Linked DNA regions of Homo sapiens: regions 1, 2 and 4 are each linked to region 3. Evidence: chromatin loops called from intact Hi-C (ENCODE). Cell type or tissue: Calu3. All regions are shown on one strand. Region 1 overlaps MYRIP (myosin VIIA and Rab interacting protein). Region 2 overlaps MYRIP (myosin VIIA and Rab interacting protein). Region 3 holds the start of MYRIP (myosin VIIA and Rab interacting protein). Region 4 overlaps MYRIP (myosin VIIA and Rab interacting protein).

Region 1 (2,500 bases), 100 kb before region 3:
TCGAACTCTTGACCTCAGGTGATCTGCCTGCCTCAGCCTCTCAAAGTGCTGGGATTACAGGCATGAGCCACTATGCCCAGCCAAGAATTTACCTTTAGTTGATATTACAGTCAACAACGTATGGGGGTTTGGCACTACCAGATGATGAGGAATATCATTAATTTCTCTAAGTTCTCACACAAACCTCCATCCTCTACCATTTGGTTTTCTTATAGGAAGGACTGAAGTGTTATATGGGGTTGTACAGGGAATAATCAAGCCTCTTTTATATAGTCTAAAACTATACGTCTTATTCCTTCTAAAGTTTCTGGTTTTAAAGGATTTTGCTTAAGATTTGGAAGAGATTTTGTTGGATATATTTGAATTTTGATTGGAGCAGCTAAGATAATTTTTCCAACATCAGTGGAAGACTTTGACCATAATTGATTAGGTACTACATTTAGCAGTTTTTGTAACTTTTTATCACTTAATTATTTGGTGTCTTCTGTTTTCGTATTATTCTAGTACTAATTCCAGAGGTGGTCAGAACCAAACAGCCTGCCAACCTACTGGGCACATCACCATATCTGGAGAGCCAGATCCAGCTGGGTATGCAGGAGCTAGTCTCTTCCAGCCTGAGGTATAAGAATTAGCCAGGGAAGGGGTCCTAAGTCTTAGGCCCACACCCACCGATAGAGGAGAAGCTGACACAAAATGGGAGCCTGTAAGTCAGACCAGCAGGGGGAAGGTGAGCACAGAGGGCTGGGACCAGGCCAGGGAGGCTGGCTCTCCTGGCAATTTAAGGCAACCTGGTTTCCAGCCAAAAAAGTCTTTGGGCTAGGACAGGAATCTCCCCATCTGGGAGAAGGAGAAGAAGCTCATTATAAGTCACCCTGACAGTCAGGGAGAGGTTGTTGATGAATTTCCTTCTGCAGGTATCAGGTTCAGAAACGGACCAGGAGGTGGATCTGTTGGCTTCAGAAGCTGAGTAAGGAGGGGAAGGCAGCCCTTTAACCCTGAGGCAGGAAACTGCCCCCAGGCACTGAAGGAGCCTGTGAGAACAAGTAAGTTGTCATGCCACCAGCACAGCACAGAGAGAGGAAGAAACTCTGATTTCCAGGCTGTTCATTGTGCTTACCTCCTCTGCGTTTTCAGGCCATTTCTGGCTAAAGGATTTTGTACATTCCTGAATTACTGTAAGTGAGAAAAGCTACTTTTTCAAATTGCTGTGGAAACTTTCCTCCTTGCTCCCTTTCAAGTCCTGAATTCTATGCACATGTAATGCCAAAGAAATGCTTTCCACAGCCAGAGGTCTAAGAAATGAAGGTCAGGCCAAGAATTAAGGCCACAAAAGCTTTATCAGGGCCCAGAAGCTGAGTCTCTGGCATTTGCAGTGGAAAAGTAAATAAGATCAGGAACTTGGAGCCATAAAAGCAACCTAGTAGAAAACTGTTATTAAAGAAAGTGGGATTATGGGGAGAACATATTTGAATCTCCAAATTAGTAACTGTACATCTTTGAAGGACCACAAGTTAAAAAGCAAATAAGAGCATCAGCATGATTCCTTTTTCTACATTACAAGCACACTTGTAACATCAAACTCTCCTGACCATTTCTAAAGGCAGACCCCACAGGTGAATGTCTGATAACTTTACGGCGCCAAAGATGTGATATAAATTTTGAATAGTGGGCCATTCTAAAGCCATGTGTTATTTCAAAGGTCATGAAGTATTTGGTCAACCATTAACTTCAGGGAAACATGAAAGGGTTCATTCTGTCCTGAGATGCATAAACTCTTTGTCATGAATATGGCATGGACACAGTATGCTTTTTTTTAAACTGTGTAATAAACCCAACACTGAGGCATGACTCAGAGACCACCTTCACGTGACAGAGACAACAATATTTGATAGCAAAGGCCAATATCTGACTAATTAGCTAAAACTTTAGCTGGCTCTTACAGATACCTAAAAACCACATATAAAAAAGGAATAATCCTAAACAAAATTGGGAAAGAAAGCTTACTTTTTGGTTTAATAAATCCCAAACTGCTTAATCTTGCATTTCAGACCAGCACTGTCCAATAAAAATATAATGTGAGCCATATATATAATTTAAAACTTTCTAGTAGCCACATTTTAAAAAGTAAAAAAAAGTGAAATTAACTTTAAAAATATATTTAAGATGTAATTTTAGAAACATTTCAATGTGTAATCAATATAAAAATTATTGAGCTATTTTACATTTTTTATACTTGATCTTTGAAATCTAGCATTTATTTCACACTTAGACTACACCCCAATTTGGATAAGACATACTCAAAGTGCTTAATGCCACATGTGGCTAGTTGGCTACTGTATTGTCCCAACTACACACTTCTCATATACTGACTTAAACCCTACCACTTTCCCATCCCTGAACACATCCCAAGTTTTAGCAAGCACAGGTGCCAGATTTTCCAAGATGGTCCTAATTTCATCTATTCTATCCCACGGCACCTGAATGTCCTTGTTTTCAGTAC
Region 2 (2,500 bases), 170 kb before region 3:
ATAAAGAGTGCTTCTAACCAGTAACTCATATTATTCAAGTTTTAGGGTTATAAATTATGGTATACAGCAAATAATATGAATGTATACCTGATACGCAAAGAAGACAGCTTGACCAAGTAAACAACTATTACCTTTTGTGTTGTTTTAGATTTGCTTTCCTCTGCTGCAGTGGTATTTCCCCTTTTCCTGACTTGATGGTTTTACTCAGTGCTCCATGTACTGCACAGGCACTGGCAGGGATAAAGGAACCGGGCCACAGAAAGGCCGAAATGTAATCCAGGCCGACATTTTCAAATATCAGAAACCTGTATTTCAAGTTTATATTTGGCCACAGTATTTGGTTATGGATTAAGCCTCATCAAAAGTAAATTTCAAAAAGATTTCCGAAGAAGTTTCTATGATTGTTTTAGATTTTAAATAATTATAATCTTTGGTTAAACACTTAATACCCACCTACTATCACAATAAATTCTTTTCTTTCTATGATAGGTCAAAAGTAATATTCTACACAACTGAAATTTATGGAAAATGCGGTTGACATATCCTCTTATCTATGAGTTTGACATTACTGGGTAAATAATCCTGGAGAAATTTTTTGACAATGTACCACGATATAGTCTTGCCTTAGAAATCAGAAAGTGTTTTCAAAATTCTGTTTTCAGCAGAAATGAGGCATGGTAATTAGGATGATGATTTAAGCAATAACAACAACAAATTGACCAGAGAGAGATTTTTAAAAGGCATTTCTTCCCCTAGAAAATGTTTTTAAGGAATAATAATATTTACCGGTTAGCTTTTCCTACTAGATATTTTATGATGCTGAAATTACTAGATTTGTTATGAAAATATTTTGTGTAGTTCCCAAGAGGCTTGGCAGGCCTCAGGCTTCTGAAACATAATGATTAGCAATTATTGTTATTTATCACAATCAAGGTCATCGAGCATTTATAAATAATGTTTAACAGTAGCTTGTAAGTGGTTCATTTGGTAATTTCCTTTGGCAAGAAAACTGGAAAACTGACATTTTCCATTAACGAAAATGTCAAGCAACATCAGAAGATCAAACCTATAAATAGCGGTCCAATTTCTCATCGTACATACATGTATATGGTGCTGCCAATACATACAGAGGCTTTTGCTGACACAGACTGTGAAAGGATGGCTACATCCACAAAGCCCTGTTCAACTCTGTCACCAATTATATTAAGTTGACTTGGATAAACTTACCCACCTACTACTCTCTACAGAGCAGATTACTTTCTTCCCATTTGGTGTATCTTGATAATAAGTAGGACTCTAACTTTGCTCTGTCTGCCATTCTGTTCAGCACTTTAGATGTATTGTTTCATTGAATGATCTTGGAAATGTAATAAGATAGGTTTGTCCTTAATTTATAGTTGAGGAAATTGAGGCATATTACAGTTTACTATAGTCATGTGTTTGCAGGTCCACTTCCTCTTTTAGGACTTTGAGTTCTTTAAAACTATGTTTGTTTTTTTGTGTGTGTGTGTGTTCTCCAATCCAATCAGTTCACTTTTATTTAACCTATTGATATTTCCTGAGTTCCTCCTATGTGCCTGAGGCCTCCCCAGAGACTGACATATAGTGGGCCCTCCACAAACATCTGCTGATATGTGCTAACCTCCAATGTTAAATTGGCTCTTAGCTGTATGTCTTATACGTAACATATGTTCCTGCAATTGGAAGAAATTTGTCAGATAAAATTGTCTCTTCAGGAACTTGGCAGTGTTTCCAATCCAGCAGCCAGGCTGACAATGAAAATGACTCAAAACATCTCAAAGGAAGAATCACAGCTGAGAGTCTCTGCAGCAAGACCCCAACAACATGAAAAGGGAGTAATGGTCTTCCACAGTACCAGGCAATGCAGAAGGCAGCTATTATTTTGACAGAGCCAGATTTTGATGACCTCCCCATATTTGCTGTATAATGGAAACCAAAATGCTAAAATAGAACTCAAAAAGGTGAAGAATGCAAGGAGGAATATAATTAATAGATATCAAATAACAAAAGAAGTACTAGTATTTTAAAAAATTGTAAAAAGAGCCCAGACAGCAGAGATCTAAGAGACAGACCTAAATGCAGAAAGAAAGGCAGATGTAACAGGGAAGAATACAACCCAGATAAGGAAGTCCACTATATTTGGCAATGTTTTTGTGTAAAATTAAAAAACCAGATTGGCCTCAAAGAATCTCTTTTCATTTATCTTTAACTCTGGGCCAATTTCAAATGCAGACACTGATTCTGATTATGTTTGGTAAAGGCAAGAGGTTTCTCTGGAGCCAGAAAAGTCATATGCCACATCTCAAACTTTAACCTAATACAAAATTCCATGACACTTATGTTATTTTAATCGTGGTAAAATATATACAACATAAAATTTACCACCTTAACTGTTTTTAAATGTATAGTTCTGAGGCATGAAGGACATTCATATTGTTACGCAACCATCACCACCATCTCCATCTCCATAATTCTCTTC
Region 3 (2,500 bases):
AAATTAAGGAACAAGAAGGGGAGCAAGTGCTCCAAAAAGCCGCAGGTCTTGGGGTTCCCACCACTGAATCTTTCCGCTCCACGCGTCCATCAGGAAGATCCTCCGCCGTTACCTCCAAATCTATGTAGAGCCCCCTGGGATTGGCTCCCTACCTCTTCAAGTCTGGCGGCTGTGGCGGAAAGGGAGTATGAGGAGGAACCCGGGATGAAGCTGAAGTGACCGCCCCGCCAACAGCTCTCCCCTCCCCAGGCAGCCCGCGGGCGAGGGCCAGACGCAATCCACCTGTGTTCTAACTCTGAGCACCAGCTGTGACCTTGAGAGAGTCCCTGATTACCCCCGTTTTACAGAATTAAGAGTTTGAGTCAGGTCCGTCGCGCTGGGCTGCTTGCGGGGCGCTTAACGGATGGTTTGAGGCGTCCCGCCGGTGCGCCCGCAGCACAGTAGGTACGCGGTGAACCGCAGCCCAAGCACTACGTGGCCATCCGGGATCGGAAAACGCGAGGGAAACGCAGAGGCGAGCTCCCACCCCAGCAGCGAGAGAAAGAGGCGATTCTGGCTCCGCGATGATCCCTGAGCAAGTTCAAGTACCCGCGCCCCTCGCCCCTCCGCAGAGGCTGACTGGCCGCGCCTAGGGTTCCTGGCTCCGGACGCGCACAGGGTGCGGGGGAGCGTGAGAGACACCTCCACACCTTCACACACCCACCCCCGAAGTTGCGGCAACGTTGAGGGGAGAGTGGCGCAAAGCTGCCAGAGGGGAGAAGAGGGAGGCGGACGGTACTCACGGGGGGTGGCCAGCCTGAAGCAAGTCCGCGACCGGGGTCATCGATGGCGGCCGGGCTCAGGCCACCGCGCCTCAGTACGCCCAGGGCACCTGCCGCAACGCGCCGCGTGGATTAGAGGCTGCCGGCGGCGAAGAAGGGGCGCGGGTCGGTCTGCGCGCTAAAGCTGGGCTGCAGCACCGCGGGGGCTCGGCTGCCAGAACCGCAGCCGCAGCGGGAACCCGGGAACCGACAGGAGGCGGGAGCGCAGCGGCGTCGGCAGCAGCGGCTGCGAGGGAGGCGCCCGCGCCGCAGGCAGCCAGGGCCAGCCTGGCCGCAGCCACCGCCGACACCTGCTGGCCCGGCCGAGAGCCAATCAGAGGCGCCCGGAGCGGGGGAGCCTGCGGAGGCGGGGCGGGGGCGCGTGCAGGGCGCCCGGCGGGAGGGGCGGCCCGCGATCGCGCCTGCGCCGGGGCAGGGGGTGCCCGCCGGGCCGGTTCCTCCAGAGCACCTCGGGCGCGCGGGCGGCACGCGCCGGGAGGGGCGGGGCGCACCGGGAGGAGGCGGGGCAGGGCTGCGCGCGCCCGGGGCGGGGACCCGCGCCCCTCCCGGGGCTCTTCCCTGCGGCGCAGTGCAGTATTGGGGCCGCGGTTCGGGAGCCCCCATGTGCGACTCCAGGTCCTTCCCCGATTCTAAGTCAGGCTTTTCCTGTCTCCTGCCTCTGAGTCCTGGGGGCCCGGACCCTCAGTGACCGTAGAGTAATGGGTCACCAGAATCCGGGGCCTGCCTGAATCTAAGACATGGTGTGGCGCTCCTCCACAGACAGCTCTTCCCCACTTCACAGTCCCTGGGTAATTAAAGTCTCCGTAGTGACCCCTATCTGGATTGCTTTAATTCTCCCATAAATTTACTACTACGCTAACGACGCTCATTCATTCAACACACATCAAAGGGGTTACCGATCAGGGAGCTGTCCAGGCTAATGCGCCCCCAAGTCTCCCAAACACAGCTGCGGAACCGCCGGGTTAGTGAGCCCGCGCTGTCAGAAAGACTCCCAAAGACTGCTGCAAGTGAGGAACGCTTTCGGGCTCGTGCCAGGAGTTCCCGGTCCTGGAAGAATGACTGGGAGTTGAAAGGTTCCACTCCAGGCCGGGACTTCATTGTGCGTTTGCATCCATTAAGCCAGGGATCTTCCTGAGACCCACTGCCTCAGCCCCAACAACTCGGCTGTGAAAACACTTTGTCAATTTTAGCTGCAGGGTGGAAGTCGCTCCATGAAAATAAAGCATTTATGGAGTTACACTGGCGATTTCTGAATCCCTGGAAATCCTCTCAAGCCGGTGGGTTGAGGCTGTTCTCTCCGTGTAAATGTGCGCAGTAGAAATAAATGGCTTGTTTGCTGATCAGTCCACAGCAGAAAACAAAACAAAACAAGACAAAACCTTAAAGAAAGGAACTCGGAAGGTAAAGGAGTTAATTTCTTTAAAGATTCGATTCCCTCCTTTAAAGGGATTTTAATGTCTACAAACTGGTAAAGTGGAAGGAAGTTAGTTTGTTTCTCTTTTGTTTACATTAAATTTAAATTTTATTTAGCTGTGCTTGATTAGCATTCATGTGGCACAAAATTCTAAAACTACAAATGGAACACAGTTAACAAGACTCCCTCCCACCCTTGTCTCTCAATTCCTCTTCCTGGGGGCAACCAGTGTGTACCTCCCTCAAGGAAATTGACATATACACAA
Region 4 (2,500 bases), 310 kb before region 3:
CAGTGTTATCAAGTTTTTTGACCTTTGCTAATCCAATTGGTGAACACTGGTATGCCATTATAGTTTTAATTTACATTTATCATATTATGAGAGAGGCTAAGCATTGTTTCATTTGTTTAAGAGCCATTTGTGTTGCATTTTCTGAAAATTCTGTTTACTTTTCTTGTCCCTTTATTTTTAGGTTTTGGGCTTTTTGTTTTGGATTTGTAGGAGTATTTCTATGTTAGAAAAATTAGTTTTTGCAATTTAAATTACAAATAATTACCCTAGTCTGCCATTTGCTTTTGACTTTGTTAATGGTGATTTTTGTGCTGTAGAGATGTTTTTATTTTTATGGAGCTTCTGGTTTGGGGCCATAGTAAGGCCTCTCATGATTTCTTCTTTGTATTTGGGTTTATTTTTTATGCTGAAGTCTTTGCTCTAAAGTAAATTAATTTCAATGTCAGGTAGAGGGTAAGAGTCTAAAGTTATTTATTTTTTCCAGATGGAGCTAAGATTGGAACTGAGGTCTGGCTATAAAGCTGCCTTTATGTCCATCGCATCCTAAGGGCTGCTGTTGCTCTTCTGCCTCTACACTGATGGACTACGTCAGAACATCAATATGCTGTATTGATGATAATGGATGATATTTTCTTAGTTGTGCCAATATTACTCTTGAGGGAAGAAATGATGCCAAGGTAAGTGAGGACACTGGACATGAGTAGTGAATAAAATATTTCAATTTGAAAATGTAACAGCTAAGAATGTAGAAATGGGAATAACCTGGAAAGAAGGGATCAATGATGGGCAGAAGGTTGCCTCAAGCTACAGAGGGCAAGAGCTTTTTAAAAGGGGGGAGGTTGTGACACAACGTAGTAAAATTAATTTACATAAACACAGTAGCTATCATATGGCTTTGATGAAATCACACTTTGTAAGGCTCTCAGTTCTGTTCCTGATTTTCAGCCTCCAGGGTCTTTGTGGCTACTCCTATCCTGCTTTTACATAACCGGTGTATGATATCTTCATTAATTATCAAATTTTTCTAAACTGGCCACCAAAGGGTGGTGCAGTGAGCTACAAAAATGTCAAAATAACAAACTTTTATTTTACAATATCAGGGCGGGGGGATTGAAAGGCAGATGTGGCCTCACCGGATGCTCCAGTCATATTGGCAGCAAACTGCAAACAAGCTATAGCCGGGGGTGCAGCCACTCATGTGAGACTGTGAGACGGAGACAGGAGGGAAAGAACACACAAGAGAACGATTCACAGAGGTTGGGCCTCCACTCATTCCAAACTTATGAAACTATGGAAGGGAAACTGCTTGAAAAATATCTTAGAATGACTCATGAGAAAAGAGGTTCATGGCAAAATCAATAATGTTATGAGATTGTAGAGAAATGCTTTAACTTCTCCACATAAACAAGTCATTTTAACGGTTTTTGGGATACACCCCAAACCGTTTTTGTGTATTAATTTGTGGCTAAGAACCTGCAGCATCCACAAGGGATGTTCTATTCAGTTTTCTAGCCCTGTGCATATCCTTAACAGCCTGTCAAAAACAAAGGACGCCGTGTTCTAAACTTCCAGGTTCAAAATGTGCCTCCCAGCCTGAGACAAAGATGCAAAGAGACAGGCCCATGCCTATCAAAATTGGGCCAGACTAAACTGTGCTGAGGTGAAGACTGCTGAATTCAGAGAAAATAAAGTGTTGAAAGCAATGAGCCCTTTCCTTACTCTACTCTCAGGGACAAGGGAAAATGAAAGAGAGATAAACAAATACATAAATAGGATGGCAGGGAGTTACTTACAGTAGGGGGATGTTTTCCATCTAGAAGTTTCTGAAGATGGCAGTATCAGAGATGTGTCTTATGCTGCTAGGTGTGTGTGTGTTGGGGGGCAATGTAAGTTGTTCCTTGGGAAACTTGAGACCACGTCTTACTTTCCTAAGGTCTACACAACTCATGGAGGAGGTGTGAATGCATCTGCTAGGCTAAAGCTGGCTAAAGGTAAAGTGCTAGGGGATACCAGCATCAGGGGCAAAACACATCACAGGGATGTGAGTGTGCCCCCATCCAGGGATCAAGCAAAAGATGACAGCTGGAGACCCAGGAGGATAGTCAGCCCCAGGGAACCTGTGAGCCAGGGAGCACTGCAGCTGGCTTCTATAATGACATTTGGGAATTCAGACTCTTCACCACTCCATGCCAATTTCTATACCTGTTCTACTCAACCTTGCTCGTGCTGTGCAGTTGTCATTACCTGCAGTGGCATGAGCTGTCTCCATGGCAGAGTGAGCGGGCAGGAGGGTGTGGACCTCAGAGCCTAGTTTTGGTGTTTTATATGTGATCTCTTACGGAAGCCCACTTGGAGAGACTGATACTCCATAATAAAATCGTGACATAAATTCTACAACAAAGAGCATCACATAAAAAAAAAAAAAAGAACTGTGAACCAGGGACTGGGAATCTCCAAGTTTGTTCCTGAGTCTAGCTTTTTGAGTGACCTTGGACTTTGT

Evidence for each region. A loop is a pair of places that touch in the nucleus more often than their neighbours do. Peaks named below come from ENCODE experiments on the same cell type or tissue, not always from the same donor. Only the 100,000 strongest peaks of a DNase experiment are listed, where the experiment ranks them.
Region 1: a loop joins it to region 3, with 3 times the contacts of the local background. A loop is called at or near these places in 3 of 110 quality-filtered maps.
Region 2: it touches region 3 in a loop (3-fold over the local background); 12 of 110 quality-filtered maps call a loop at or near these places.
Region 4: it touches region 3 in a loop (4-fold over the local background); 2 of 110 quality-filtered maps call a loop at or near these places.

The regions. Positions count from the first base shown.
Region 1 is chr3:39,910,340-39,912,839 of GRCh38, reverse strand. The region is part of intron 2 of MYRIP (myosin VIIA and Rab interacting protein); the gene reads right to left. Among named protein-coding and RNA genes, the nearest start is that of MYRIP, 100 kb to the right of the region's middle. In Calu3, no CTCF peak of the experiment used is centred here; DNase peaks (open chromatin) are centred at 749, 1,009 and 1,839.
Region 2 is chr3:39,980,941-39,983,440 of GRCh38, reverse strand. The region is part of intron 2 of MYRIP (myosin VIIA and Rab interacting protein); the gene reads right to left. Among named protein-coding and RNA genes, the nearest start is that of MYRIP, 170 kb to the right of the region's middle. In Calu3, no CTCF peak of the experiment used is centred here; no DNase peak of the experiment used is centred here.
Region 3 is chr3:39,808,199-39,810,698 of GRCh38, reverse strand. MYRIP (myosin VIIA and Rab interacting protein) reads right to left here and starts at 1,090. Exons shown (of 17, transcript NM_015460.4): 1 at 783-1,090. In Calu3, no CTCF peak of the experiment used is centred here; a DNase peak (open chromatin) is centred at 1,178.
Region 4 is chr3:40,115,721-40,118,220 of GRCh38, reverse strand. The region is part of intron 3 of MYRIP (myosin VIIA and Rab interacting protein); the gene reads right to left. Among named protein-coding and RNA genes, the nearest start is that of EIF1B-AS1, 190 kb to the left of the region's middle. In Calu3, no CTCF peak of the experiment used is centred here; a DNase peak (open chromatin) is centred at 1,190.